3 separate regions of the Homo sapiens genome follow, and all the other regions are linked to region 2. Evidence: chromatin contacts called from ENCODE Hi-C or POLR2A ChIA-PET data. All regions are on one chromosome and are shown on one strand. The core of a region is the stretch at or near the end of the contact, and the rest is flanking DNA. Distances in the headings are between cores, read along the strand shown. Region 1 holds the start of CDC5L (cell division cycle 5 like). Region 2 holds the start of POLR1C (RNA polymerase I and III subunit C). Region 3 holds the start of SCIRT (stem cell inhibitory RNA transcript).

The links. A loop is a pair of places that touch in the nucleus more often than their neighbours do. ChIA-PET counts read pairs that join two places held with the same protein, here RNA polymerase II (POLR2A). Pooled maps may share reads with other maps.
Region 1: a map of CD8-positive, alpha-beta T cell shows a loop between it and region 2 (31-fold over the local background). The contact joins the promoter of CDC5L here to the promoter of POLR1C in region 2. A Hi-C loop is called at or near these places in 1 of 168 maps with a recorded cell type or tissue (CD8-positive, alpha-beta T cell), 1 of 37 single-sample maps with no recorded cell type and 7 of 50 pooled maps. POLR2A ChIA-PET finds 5 or more read pairs at or near these places in 1 of 52 experiments (PC-9).
Region 3: a map of mammary epithelial cell shows a loop between it and region 2 (6-fold over the local background). The contact joins the promoter of SCIRT here to the promoter of POLR1C in region 2. A Hi-C loop is called at or near these places in 4 of 168 maps with a recorded cell type or tissue (OCI-LY7, PC-9, chondrocyte and 1 more), 12 of 37 single-sample maps with no recorded cell type and 14 of 50 pooled maps. POLR2A ChIA-PET finds 5 or more read pairs at or near these places in 1 of 52 experiments (HEK293).

Annotation. Positions count from the first base shown.
Region 1 is chr6:44,385,436-44,389,780 of GRCh38, forward strand. CDC5L (cell division cycle 5 like) reads left to right here and starts at 2,271. Exons shown (of 16, transcript NM_001253.4): 1 at 2,271-2,433. The coding sequence starts at 2,389. It overlaps LOC124901323 (a long non-coding RNA gene), which reads right to left and starts at 2,484. Exons shown (of 4, transcript XR_007059595.1): 1 at 1,604-2,484; 2 at 615-734; 3 at 1-94. RefSeq lists an enhancer at 2,153-2,352.
Region 2 is chr6:43,515,368-43,520,092 of GRCh38, forward strand. It overlaps POLR1C (RNA polymerase I and III subunit C), which reads left to right and starts at 1,722. Exons shown (of 9, transcript NM_203290.4): 1 at 1,722-1,811; 2 at 1,939-2,010; 3 at 3,966-4,073; 4 at 4,339-4,471; 5 at 4,699-4,725. The coding sequence starts at 1,743. It overlaps YIPF3 (Yip1 domain family member 3), which reads right to left and starts at 1,559. Exons shown (of 9, transcript NM_015388.4): 1 at 1,360-1,559; 2 at 522-728; 3 at 228-334. The coding sequence starts at 1,440. RefSeq lists an enhancer at 1,299-1,848.
Region 3 is chr6:44,072,290-44,076,698 of GRCh38, forward strand. It overlaps SCIRT (stem cell inhibitory RNA transcript), which reads right to left and starts at 2,363. Exons shown (of 5, transcript NR_125864.1): 1 at 2,208-2,363. RefSeq lists enhancers at 774-833, 874-973, 1,994-2,253, 3,374-3,443 and silencers at 1,054-1,133, 1,224-1,483.

The DNA.
Region 1 (4,345 bases), core at 1,021-3,520, 870 kb after region 2:
TGGAGAACAGTGTGTTTGTGTTCTGATGTTTGTGGCTACAGTGCTCTGGTTTCAGACATCCTGGAACTTCCATGATGTTGCATTTTTCTGAATTCTGAAAGGGAATATACAATCTGCATGTTCAAAGGTGAAATGAGGGACAGTTGACAGGGCTGTTTTACCTGGATGAGTAAGTTGTACAATGCATGTCTCTAGGGGTGGAATTCACATAGTGGAGATGGTAGATCCAATTTTCTTGTAATAGAGTGCCCTGTTCTCAGAACACCAGTATTTTGTGACAATTTTCCAGCATGTGGCATAAAGTGTCTTGAGGAAGGGGCACCTTTTTCTAGTTCTCACAAAAGTAACATATGGTAAAGAGGTGGCCCTGAGTGGGAGGGAGAAGCCTTCATCAACTCTTGGAATGTGAGATCTGAAAGGCCTCTGACAGAGTATTGGTCCATCTCTGGAATTGTTAGGACTCTTCCTTACAAATAATAGAAACCCAATTCCAAGTGGCTAACACAAATAGGAAACTAATAATCAGAATGCAAGGACAGGAATGCAGCTGGGACTCAGGAACATGCTGGATCCAGGTACTCTGACATGGTCAGGACTTACATCTCTCTCTTTACCTGCTTTTTTCCCTTAGTCCAAAACATGGTGGTAGACAACTCCTGGGTGTCACGTGTTGGATGTTCAGCAGTCAGTAGAGACTGACCTCCTCTATGCTCCAGTGTTAAAATCTCGAAGACCTAGTATTTGATAGCACAACAGGGTGACTATAGTAAAAAATAATTTAATTGTACATTTAAATTAACTAAAAGATTATAATTGGATTGTTTGTAAAACAAAAGATAAACACTTGAGATGATGGATACCCCATTTACCCTGATGTGATTATTATGTGTTGTATGCCAGTATCAAAATATCTCATGTACCCCATAAATATGTGTGTACTATGTACCCACAAAAATTAAATATAACAAATTAAAAAAAAACCGCCCCATTACAGGAGAGGTCCAAATGAAAACATTTTGTTTGAGTTTAACTGGCCACAGGTCCAATGGTTTCTTATACACCACACAGTGGGTAAACAGCTCAAGGGCGGGCTGCCCGCCAGCATAAACCTTTGAGTGGCAAACACTACCAGGGTGGCCATGGAAAATGCCCTCTTGCTGACCATAATTGCACAGAATGTGTGTAAATAAAAGCTAAAAGGAAAAAGAAAATTCTGTAGCTCTTCCAGAAGAGGCAAACGGAGAAATGAAGAAATATAAAGAGATAGGCACTATATAAATACTAAGTACTATAAATAGGGCATTTCCCAACCCACTAAATATTTTGATATTTTCCAGGGATGGAGCCAGAGATGTTCTGGAAGGATGAAGGAGACTGCATGAGTAATTGGGGTGGGGTAGCAGAGAGTTTGCCAATCCCTACCTCACTGGGTTTTAGTTATGTTTCAGTTAATCTGCCTCCTCATTTACGAGGCGGGTATTGTTAGCTCCACTTTTCAGATGAGGATACTGAGATTCAGTAAGGTTATTACCCAAACTTATGAGAAAGCCAAGATTTCACAATATTTCAACCCAACTCGACTTTGTCTAATACCAGTGCGTACCAATGGCATTATTAATCCAGACTGGGCGATGAATTAAAAACTCTGACGTGACGTTTCTGCAGGTTTCTGGAAGAAGCCTGGATCACCTGGGGACGGGGTGAAGTTGGCGTTGCCCTCCTTGCAGTAATAGCTGCTATTGTTTTGCAGCAGTTATTATGGATCAGATACTGTGCTGGGTCTATGATCTCATTTAGCCCTTACGACAATCCTGTGAGGTTGGCATTACTATGATCTCTATTTTACAGGTTAGGAAACTGAGCCTTAAATAAACTACTGGATTTTCCTGAGTATTCTGTGAATAAATTCCTATTACTGAAATACTTGAAAGGGCTAGATTAATAAATTAACAAAGCCTTCTTCGGAGCAACTGTGCTGAAATTCCGTACGCGTGACGTTCCCACCCTCTGCCACTCGGTGACGTCACGATCAATCCCACCACTAAGTTCCCAGCCAAGCGCTACCGCCGCTATCTCGCGAGAGCCGTAGTTTCTTCCATTCTGTTTTGGACATGCGCGGGGCGTAAGGCGCTTTGGCCAGAGTGGTTTGATGGTTTTGTGTTAGTCTTCCTGCAGCTGAGCTTCCACAAGACACTTTTTCCCTTTCAGCCACCCAATATCTCGCGAGACTTGCTATTCTGCGCCCCCTCCCACCTTGCGCTTGCGCAGATCTTCAAAGCAGAAGGTCGCGCTTGGAGGAAGTGGCGGCTTTGAGTCCGGTGGCCCAATCGCTGTTACTACTTCTCTGAAGCTCCTCTCGGCTGCTTGCCGAGACACCCTGCCGCCAAGATGCCTCGAATTATGATCAAGGGGGGCGTATGGAGGAATACCGAGGTAAGTCTCCTTTTCCCGCCGTCCGCTGCCCGCCGCTCCCTCTAGCAGCTTGTGCGCACGCGCGCGGAGGTCGGGGGGGCGACGAGGAGACCCTGTGGGGTCTGCGTGGAGGGCAGCCCGGGGGCTGACCCTTGGGGCCCTTTCCGTGTGTCTGGCCCCGTGTTGTGCGAGCGCCAGTAGGACAGGGACCGTGATGTCACCACCTGGCTACTCGGCTCCAAGCTCACTTGTTAGGCCCTGAGTGAACATTTGTTGACTTGAATACGCCCCCTCCCACCCCGCCCCCCCGCCCCCCCCGGCCCCGGGAAGAACTCAGAGTTCCAACTCAGCCAGAGTTGGTCCCCCGGGGCACCATCCACTCTTAGTCCAGGCACCACGACTCTGTCTCATACTCAGAAATAAAGAAGTTGCCGTGGCCACAACTTTGTGTCTCCATTGACTTCCTTGCAGAGGGGAAGCAGTTTGAGTGCCAGGTTCAGAGAGCCCGTTTATGCCCGCATCTCTCTGGTTATCTGTTATCAGGGCATAACCTGTCTGCCATCTCGACAGATCCCAAGGTCTGTCTCTTTCTGTCACTGCCTTTGCCTAGATAGAAGCCAGAAAGGAAAAACTGGCCTAGGATAGTCTCTGTTTCCAGAAACGTAGTGGATAGTGCCATTGGTGAGCCAAAGGGCAGTAGAGTGGGAGTGAAATAGAAATTAGATTTTAGTGCGTTTTGTGTTCAGAGTGTACCGAATTTATCAGTTTCTGGAGCACATCATGTCTTTTCATGCTCTGTGTCTTTTTTTCGTTACATTTTATGGCTTCTTTTTTTTTTTTTTTTTACATCTTTTGCCTTCCTAGCGCTTGACATCTTTCTGATCATCCTTCAAACCTAGTTCGGAAACACTTCTTGGAATCTCTGTAAGAATTAATTGCACCCCCGATATTCTCATGATACCTTTTTCTTCCGTTTGTTAAAACTTGCTTTGTCTTTTTGTAAGCATCACATCCTCTGTGTGGTACTCGGTAAGTTTCTTAACTTCTGAAAGCCTCAGTTTTCTACTTTTTCTAAATTGGGATAATAATACTTAACCTCTCTTGAGGATTACACGAGTTAATACGTTTGGAATATTTAGATCAGAGTAGGGCACATAGTAGCCTCTGAGTAAGAGCTAGTTGCTCTTTCACCTCACCAGACAGCATGGCGAGAGGACCAGGTCTTGGTATCCCTAGGACCTAGGACAGTAACCAACATGAAGTAGGTTGCTCGACAGGTATTTGCAGAATGAATCAAGTAGAGTAGGTATCTGCTGTATCTATTTAATTGAAAATGTGTTTAAGTGTAGTTGTACTGCAACCAAGTTACAAAAAAGACAATGAAAACTGCCTCAGCTTCCACCGAGGGAACCAGACTGTTTAAATTGGAGAAGAGATGACTTCTGAGGGAGAGACAGATATAAAATCAAGTAACAGTAGGATTCCTATGCAGTGGTCAAAGCTCTGCAGTCTTTTTAAAAAGTATCTTTGATCATGGGAGATGTAGAGGATGGAGTGGGGTATCTCAAGAGGCACGTACCTCAAATCCAATGTGGGAAAAAAAGCCTAGAAGTAAAATCGCCTAAGTGCATGCATCTATGGCTCCATTAACTTTCTTGTCTTTGGCTTGGCTTGCCAGGCTTCCTTGAGGTTGGTGCATTCCACATGGCAATGGGTGCCCTGGTGAAATGGTATCTAGAGATGGGGGGAAATTGGAAGGAGAGCTGACTAGTGGGGTTGGGGTAGAAATATGTAATTCTTAGGTTAGACCTGAGATGTGGATTCTTGGGTCATAGTTGGGGTTAAGGGGCTGGAGGGGAAATGCCATGTATAAACTTGAGACAGGAGGCTTGGATTGGAGAATATATTCACCAGAGTCCCAACTTGCTTCTTG
Region 2 (4,725 bases), core at 472-2,971:
GTGACATCTGAGGTAGGTTTTGAGGGAAGATGAGTAGTCAGTTAGATGGAAAAGAAGAGGAAGATGGTGTGCTATTATTACTTGTTTCAGTGACAGGTGCAGTGATGAGAGGTGATGGGGTCATGAAGACGGGGAGCCCATCAGAGCCCAGGGCTTGAAATCTGACTGTAGTGTGCATGAAGGTCTAGGTGTTAGGAGGGAAGCTTCTTCAAGAGAAGGCTCCTCACCTGCTTCGCACCTGAGCAGGCTCCACATCAAAGTAGGGTCTGAGGATGTCGATGTTGGCGTACAAGCTGAAGGCCCTGGAGGCTTGTCTTTTCCCAGCCTGCCACATCTGAAGTAAGGAAGATGGGCATAGGTATTGTGGTACTGTTGGTTCTAGATCCTGTTGCCTATTTTCCGTTTGATTTCTACATGGTTCTAACTGGACAACCTGGGGCGAACATCACCAACACCAATTCCAGAACACGGGACATACCTAGGTCTACTTTTCTACCTGCAGAGGATTCAATCTTGCTTACCTGATCTGCCACCTGCCGGCTCAGCTGTCCCTTAAAGCCCTTCATGCCCAGGAACTCTCCATCCTCCTCTTCAGCAGCAGCTGCATCAGCTGCATCAGCGTCTACTTCTTCCTCGCGCAGGCGCTGATGCAGCTCACCCATATCCTCGAAGCTAGAGCCTGAGGTATCATCCATGTTCTCCATGTCAATCACAGCTGAGCCTCCGCCCTGTGAAGACAATGGCTCCTAGAGTGCAGGACTTTTCTGTTCCATCCATTAAGTCCTCTGCTCATCCCAGGGTTTAGGGCTTTGTTCTTCCACTGCTGAGGATACGGCTTGGAATCACTACAGATCATGCCACTCCATTCCCCCTCATATGCTCTCAGAACGCCTGGTTTCTAGCTTTGGCTATCTTTTCTAGCCTGGGAAACCTACTAGTCTTCCATTCATGTCTTTCTCCTATGTTACCTATCAAAGACTAAAAGGCTGAAAAAGTGCCCATTTCCTTCTTTCCTAAGCCCCAAACAAAACTATACACATAGTATGTTTTCAGCGAATGCCAGTGAATCCCACCCAACCCCACTCCATGCCTTACCCCGACCAACCTCCTAACTTGTTCCAAGAATACCTTCTTCCTAATGCCTCGGGCGGGCCCTGAAACCCGAGATCCTCAGGCTGGAGTAGTAGTCTGGCCCTTTCAGGTCAATGTTAATCCCACTGACTTTAGTGTGCACGAAGACCCAAAGAAGAGAGTTTTGTAAATGGAGCGGACTTCCAGGCCCAGAGGGGGAATCCCCAAGACACTTCTGGACATCGCCGGCCCTCCGGCTGCTGGCAGCTGGTGCCTTGGGGCCATTACCTGGATGTTTTCTTCGAACCCTCCCCATTCCGGGCCAGCTCCATTTCGGGCGCCGCCCGCCGGCGCCGCTGTAGTTGCCATGTCCCTTGAGGGCTCCCGTCGCTGAAACCCGCGCTAGCCCCGCGCGCGGAGTGGGCAAGATGTGGGCCTCCGGAAGGTAGACGTCCAGGGTCGAGGAGAGGTGGGATCGGCCGGAACACAAAAAGGAGAAGCCCGGATGTTTGGACAAAAGCAACTTCCGGAAGCTGGGGACGTGGACGGGGGCGGGGAAAAATCTCGCGATATTTAAGATTCCAGGAGGCGGTGCGTTGCCACGGAGACGGAGCAGGGCTACTAGGACGCACGCGCGAGATAGAACCTCTAGTCTCGTGGAGAGATTGAAGATGGCGGCTTCTCAGGCGGTGGAGGAAATGCGGAGCCGCGTGGTTCTGGGGGAGTTTGGGGTTCGCAATGTAAGCCTTGTGGCCTTGAGCTCGGGCGGGAGGAATGAGAGCGGAACAGGGATGGGTCTTGGGATTGGCGTGGGGATAGCTGTGGGCTCACTGTCCCTTCGTGGACAAATTCGTCCCTTTGCTCTAGGTCCATACTACTGACTTTCCCGGTAACTATTCCGGTTATGATGATGCCTGGGACCAGGACCGCTTCGAGAAGGTAAGTGGGGCCGGAGTTGTCTGGGGAGGGTTATGAAGGCCAGACCTTGTGGTCTGAGCAGCCTGTGTCTGTCTCAGAAGCTGCTCTTGGGGGTCGCTCCGTTTGTAAGTTTGTTGAGCAATGTGCTAGACGCTCCGTTTACAGGCCAAATTAGACACGGTTTCTACCCAGTTCTGCAAAGATGTTCAGTCTTGTTGAGGAATGGTGTGTATAAACAGTGAATCTAGTGTAATATGGTGAAGGTGGTTGATAGCGATGAAGACGGCAGGGTTGGGGTGGGGAGCATTACGCTGAGACCAGGAAGAGGGGCGGAGAGGTACTTAACATTTCAAGAGGAGGGTACATCTCAATTGAGCCTTGAATGGTAAGTAAAAAAGAACAGGAGTTAAATTATGAAGGGTTTGTTTCAAGTCAGTGAAGTTCAGGATATACAGGTTTTGTGTGTATTTAGTCTTTTGTATTGTTTCACTTAGCTTAAAATAAGGGTTAAAATTGCATTTAAATAGATTACTGAATGTTACCGTTTAGGCAACTGACCTTTGCGTGCAGCTTATAAACATGATCTGTAAATCAGTGCTTGGGAAAATTTTACTTTTTTAACCTGTTGATACAAGGAATAAAGTATGAACAATGAAAAAGGTTAATGCTTGAAAAAAAATTATGGCTTGTGTGAAGTGTGCTCCGGGCATGTCCAAGTAGTTCTGGCATGAGTGGTAGGCAAGGTTGAAGTGTGTCTTGGGCACTGTTGATGATAGGGAGATTGAATAGTTCTTAAGCAGACATGATGAGATTTGCAACCTTGGTGGCTGGGAGGGAATGAGTTTGAGGAGGATCATATGGAGCAGGCAGATCTGTTGTAAGGGAAGCTGAGGTTGAAGACATGAACTAAGACTGATGGTAGAAATAGAGCAAAGGTAGAATAGAAGGTAAATTTATGATTGCTTTGGTAAAGGCTGTGGGGGTAGCATAAAATGACTTTTTGGCTTGGGAACTGCTTTGATGCATTGTGGTATCATTTACTGAGAGGAGAAATGGGTCTGGGGAACGGGAATGATGATGCATTGTTTTCTGCATGTGGAGAAATCTAGCAGGCTAGAAGACTGCATGCTTGAAATGAGATCAGAAGTGAGATAACATTTTGGGAGTTGTCAGAACAGATAGTTGCTAAAACTGTTAGTACAGTTAAGGTGACCTGGGAGAGAGACAAGAACCTGGCAAATTTAGAGATGGGTGGAAGTCGATCATCAGAGAAGGAAGAAGAGTGGAGCTCAGAGCTCAGAAACCAGGGGAATAGTTCAAAAAAGGAGGAGATTTTTTTCTTTGCTTTTCATGAGGCACTCTTATGTCCCAGGCTGGAGTGCAGTGGCGCGATCTTGGCTCACTGCAACCTCCGCCTCCCGGGTTCAAGCAGTTCTGCCTCAGCCTCCCGAGTAGCTGGGACTACAGTCATGCGCCACTATGCCCAGCTAATTTTTTGTATTTTTGGTAGAGACGGGGTTTCACCATGCTGGCCAGGCTGGTCTCAAACTCCTGACCTTGTGATCTGCCCGTCTCAGCCTCCCAGAGTGCTGGGATTACAGGTGTGAGTGACTGTGCCGGGCCAGGAGGGGGTTTTTTAATCAATGCCAAGCATAACAGAAGTCTAGTAAGAGGACTGAGTAGTGTCAACAAAACTAAGCACTATGGTAGTTTCTGTTCTTCAGTAGAATAGCTTCTGTGGATGGTTTGGTTGGAAGCCATATTGCATAGGGTTTTAATGAATGGACGACAAAAATGGAGACTTTTCATGAAACTTAAAACACTGGGCGAGATAGAATATTTAATAAGAGACATTTGGGCAAAGGGAGGTTTTTGGATGAGAGGATAATACTTGAGGGAATTATCTAAGGGGGAGGTATGAAGAGATATTACACAGAGAGCAGATTTCACTTAAATGTTTTTTCCTGTCCCTCTAGAATTTCCGTGTGGATGTAGTACACATGGATGAAAACTCACTGGAGTTTGACATGGTGGGAATTGACGCAGCCATTGCCAATGCTTTTCGACGAATTCTGCTAGCTGAGGTATTGGCAGGCATGGTGACAAGGCTGGAGTTGCTTTGGGAACTGCACTGACACCTCACTTGGAGAATTAAGTGTCTCAAGCTGTCCTTCCCTCCTTAATTTTCCTGGAATTTTGCTGAGCATTTTACCTTCTCATTCTTTGTAAATTTCTCATTAAACATTCTAGGAAGAGAGATAGCTCCCTACCTCTGGAGGTTGGGGTTACGGGGATAGGTAGGGGGTCTGTTGGGTTTTTGCAGATAAGTGGTTATTTTTCCTTGGGCAGGTGCCAACTATGGCTGTGGAGAAGGTCCTGGTGTACAATAATACATCCATTGTTCAGGATGAGATTCTTGCTCACCGTCTGGGGCTCATTCCCATTCATGCTGATCCCCGTCTTTTTGAGTATCGGAACCAAGGTGAGAAAATGAAATTTTGGGAGAAGTGGACTATCTGGGTTCAAATCCTGGTTGACTGTGATGTTGGGTAAGTTACTTATCTTTGTACATCAGTGTCTTTCATCTGTGAGAACACTTGCCTTGTCTCCCAAGTTTGCCATAATTAAATGGGAAACACGTAAAGCATTCAGCATAGTGCTGGCACTCAGACGTTTACTAGTTCTTAGGAGCTCCCTCCATTTGTGCAGGAGATGAAGAAGGCACAGAGATAGATA
Region 3 (4,409 bases), core at 1,113-3,612, 560 kb after region 2:
CAACAGCCCCGCTGGGTGAATGCTGTACTCCCATTACACAGAAAACTGAGGCTCAGAGGGGTCAAACAACTGGGGCCAGTTTAAGTTAGTACGTGACAAAGAGCTCTCAGCTACCTCCACCTGCACATTCCACAGACCAGTCCCCTTCAGTTCACTCCCACAGGGAGGTTCAAAACACCACCGACCCTATTCAGACATCCCTTTGCAAGGCCCTGTCACCTGTCTTGCCCAATGCCCACCTAGCCAGGAGAGCCAGGATGCACAGTGAGGAAGGTGGAATGAGGTGCCAACGTAGCCCATCCAGGGAAGGAAGACAGCCCCCCCCCCCCGGCCACCCACTTGCCAGTGGCCCAGGTGGCAGGCCAGCCACTTGCCAATCCCCTTCCTGATCAGGGATTCAGGAAGTGAAGAGAGTGCCCCTGGAAGTCAGGAGACACCTCCAAGATGAAGGCCCTGCCTGCCATAGCCTGACACAGCCTCCCTGTACTCCCTGGGTTGTCCCAGGACGCAGACTCTGTGCTTACCATACCACACCTTTGTCAGTGGTGTGGGCAGGGCCCAGCAGAGTCCTGGACACCCCAGGGAGTAGGAGCTGTGCAGGTAACATAGGAGGGGGTGAAAGGGAAATGAACTCCCTTGGGAGTTCCCCATCCCAGAGGAAATAAAAGTCAAAGCACTCCTTTGTTTTTTCTTCCCAAGCCCTTATAAGGGGCTTTATGGGGCTTGCCTAGGTTTGAGGTGCAGCAGAGGCAGGCGGGTGAGGGCCTCCAGGCTGAGAGATCCTGGGGCAAAAGTGAAACTATATGGTCATGAACACGGGCATGTTCTGAACTCTGTGAAACCCTAGCCCAGGACCTGGCTGACTGTACAATCCGTCACCCGGCACACCGTAACAGAAGACCCTACTACGCGCAGAGGACAGTACTATTGGGGTGGCAACTGAAAAGGGTCCTGGCTGGAGGCGGGGTTTGCTGGAGGGGTAACAGAGCGTGCGCGGAGTGGAGAGGGTACGGAGGCTCACCGCCCAGCATCCCCAACCCCGGCGCTCAGAAGAGCAGCGCGCTCCGGAGCTCGGCGCGCGCGATCAAAGCCGGCGCCGCACGCGCACGCGCGCCCGCAGCCGCTCCCCCGCCCGCGCCGCTCCGGCTCCCGCGCGCGCGCACTTGAGGCCTCCCTTGTGCGTCTCCTCCATTCGCTACGTGCAGAATGGTCCGTCGGCAGCAGCTGCAGCGCTGGGTGGGAGGGGGAGGAGGAGGGGAGGGGGAGGCGGCGCCCAGGTCTCGGGGAGGGGCCGCGGCGGCCCTGGAGATAGAGGGGTGGGGGCGAAGGGGTGGGCCCCCGCAGCGGGGAGGACAGAGGGAGAGTCCGGGTGGGCTCGATGCTCAGCCTTCCCCCTCCCCCGCTCCCGCTTCTTTCTGCGAGGCCATTACGGCCATCTCCCGGCCTGAGCCTCCTGGAACCAAGCCGACCAAGAGGGGTTTCCTCCGTGTTGTCTCGTCCCCAAAACCCAGAATCCAGACCCAAGAAAGAACCACTCCTGCTGACCCCTCCTCCCGCTACCCGTCCCAACCGCATTCCCAAGCTTTCGTGGAGGTGACCCAACAGCAAGCACTTCCCCACTCCGCCTTTCATGGGGTGGGGTCCCTAAGAGGTACTGCAGACTAACTCCTCTTTTCATCTCTTACCCCACCTGGAGGAAGAGGCATGGCCAGGATGGACACCAGAGCACATTTCCCAGCATTTCCAAGGGGAAAGGGCAGCATCTCAGCATGCAGACTCCAACATGGCCACAGAAAGGTCGAGTGGCGCAGAGGAGCAGGCTGCTGCCCAGGCCCCTAGGGCCACTTCCAAAGGAGTGTGACCACGACTAGGTTGCTGTGGACTCACTCGCATTACAGGGCTGCGCCCTATACACCTGTTTGTAAAGGGTCCTCCTAGAATGTAATGGTGAGGGACCACCAAGCGGTGGACCAAGAATTCCAAACAGACCAGCTCCCTGCCTTGCCAGGAAACCAGATGTGGCCCAGATGTCCATAGCAGTTCCTCCCACAGGGTGGGACACCAGCTATTCTGTGCAACCCCTCCCAACCCTTCTTCCAGGGTCAGGGAGGAAAGCTGGCAACCTCCGTTGTCCCTTCCCATTTGGGTTGCTAGAAGGGAGCAACTCACTCATCCTCCTCTTCCTGCCAAGAGCCACCTGGGCTTACCTCTCCAGCAGCCACCTAGGTTCAACCTGTGGTCTAACCTCAAGCCCTCTGCTGACAGGTTAAGTCAAGATCGCCGGGAAGGAAGGCGTCCAGTTTCATTACACACACAGACGTACACACACACCCGACACCGACCCACGCGCCTGGGCTCTGCACAGTGGCTAGACCCCAAAAAGCCGATTCTCCTGTTCCCTCCGTGGTGGCCTCAGTCTTTTGGCGGCGCCCTCTGCTGGCCACTAGGAAGTGCAGGAAAAAACAGTCTGCCCATAGACGCTTGGTGGATCTGGGAAAGGGGACAAGAGGCAGAGAAACAAGTGAAAAGTGGGAGCTGAGAGCAGCGCTGGGCTGGCCACAAACAAGCGAGGCATGGTGACGCCTTCCTGGAGGTGGGGAGTTTTGAGCCAGCTTTCCATGGGCCTAGGGAGACAAGCCGAGCTGGCAGATAGGGGCTCAGGACACCCCAGGAGTGGCCCTTCCTGTGTGCTGAGCCCTACCCCTGTCCTGGATGGCTCATACACCCACTAACTCATATGGCTGCTGTGCCCTGCTTGGGAGTCCTTCCTGTCAGCCTCTATTGGGGTGGTGGGTGGGGAGGAGCAGCCATGGAAACCCTGATCCTTCTAGTCATAGTCTGGCTCCCTGGGGCTGTGAGAGGTGTCCCCAAAGAGAAGCCTCCAATTGACAAACCTCTGCTCCACCCCACCCCACATACACAGAGGATGGCCCAAGCCCAGGTCCCTGGCATGGTGGGGCAGGGGCCTGAGTCACAGCCTGGCGTGACCCTGCCCAGTCCCCAGGAATGGCCAGCTCGTCCAGAGGTGAGACCCAGGTCAACAATCCATCAGTCTGCCTCCTGCCACCAGGTATCCTCCCCATCACGTCCTACACGTGGGGTGGGCCAGGACAGTGCTGGGCAGAGCTAGTGTTGGGCCTGTGCCTGGGGGCCACCAAGGGGGCCCGGAGAAAAGAATGGAGGGGTTTTCACTTCCTGAGCAGCAGGAGGAGCCAGCTGGGGTTAAAGACAGGAGGGACTGGTTGGGCCTACAGGCATTTGGAGTCTCTCCCTGCCTGCTGGGTGAGGGAGGCAGCAGGTGCCAAGAACTGCTAGCTTCTAGGACCTGACCCTCAAGTTGCTTCTCCTGCTGAGGGGCTTCTAGGGTCACCCTCAGGGCCTTGACATCTGCACACATCTGCACAGGCCCTTCACCAGGGACTTAACCTCCAAAGGCAGCTCCTGCTCCCAGCCTTCACAGGCCCCCCTAGGGCCCAAGTCCCCAGACCCAACCTCAGTCTGCAAGCTGGCCAAGTCAGAGGTCCTGGCTGCCTGGACCACTCCCAAGCAGTAAATGGCACTGTGGGCTTCCTCCATCCTGTCTTCCCCGCCCCACTTCATTGATTCACTGACTTCCAACTTACTGGTCAGGCCCCCTTCCAGACCCTGCCTGGATGAAGAGGACTCCCAGAAGCAGTGATTGAAGGCCTAGGAGGATACAGAGAGCCAGGTGCTTTAATTGGAGGTAATTAGTTAATTTACTCTGAAAGCAATGGGGCAGGGCGGGGACAGGGGGAGGAGAGGGGAGGGGAGGAGGTAGGGGGCTGTGACCTAACTGGGCTCAAACTCTCAAACTCTGGTCAGCCTCCTTCTGGACCACAGCAAACCTGTGTGTACCCACCCACTTAGGAGACCCTCTCCTGGGCCCCAGGTCAGAGCAAGACCCAAAGTGGACTAGGGTGGCTCTGCAGAAAAAGCAGGTGCCCTGGGGTGGTGGGAACAGGCCTTTTGAGGTTAGGGAGGTGTGGACTGGCATGAGGGAATTGGAGAGGTGCAAGGAGCTCTGGGATGGGAACTGGTCCCTCTCCTGTCACGTATAATTCCATCCCTCCCAAGGTCATTGCTGTCACCCAAGTTAGGGGCCCAGCCCCCTCCTTTGGTCAGTGAAGTCCCAGGGCAGCCCATTTTAAATACAACGGGGCCTGAAGGCTAACTTCTGGCCTTCCTGCTTCGGGAAATCATTCCAATAACCGGGAAAAAAGGGGGCCCGAGGACAGAGCCCCTGCCGGGCCCCAGGGGGAGTGTCGTCGGCTCCTTTGCGTCGCCGGCCGGCGGCGTGGCGGGGACTCTGGCCGGCAGCCTCCCGCGCCGTCCGGAGCAGCTGACCCGCTGGCGGTGGGCCAGGTCGCGGCGGGGCCTGGAGGCAGCAA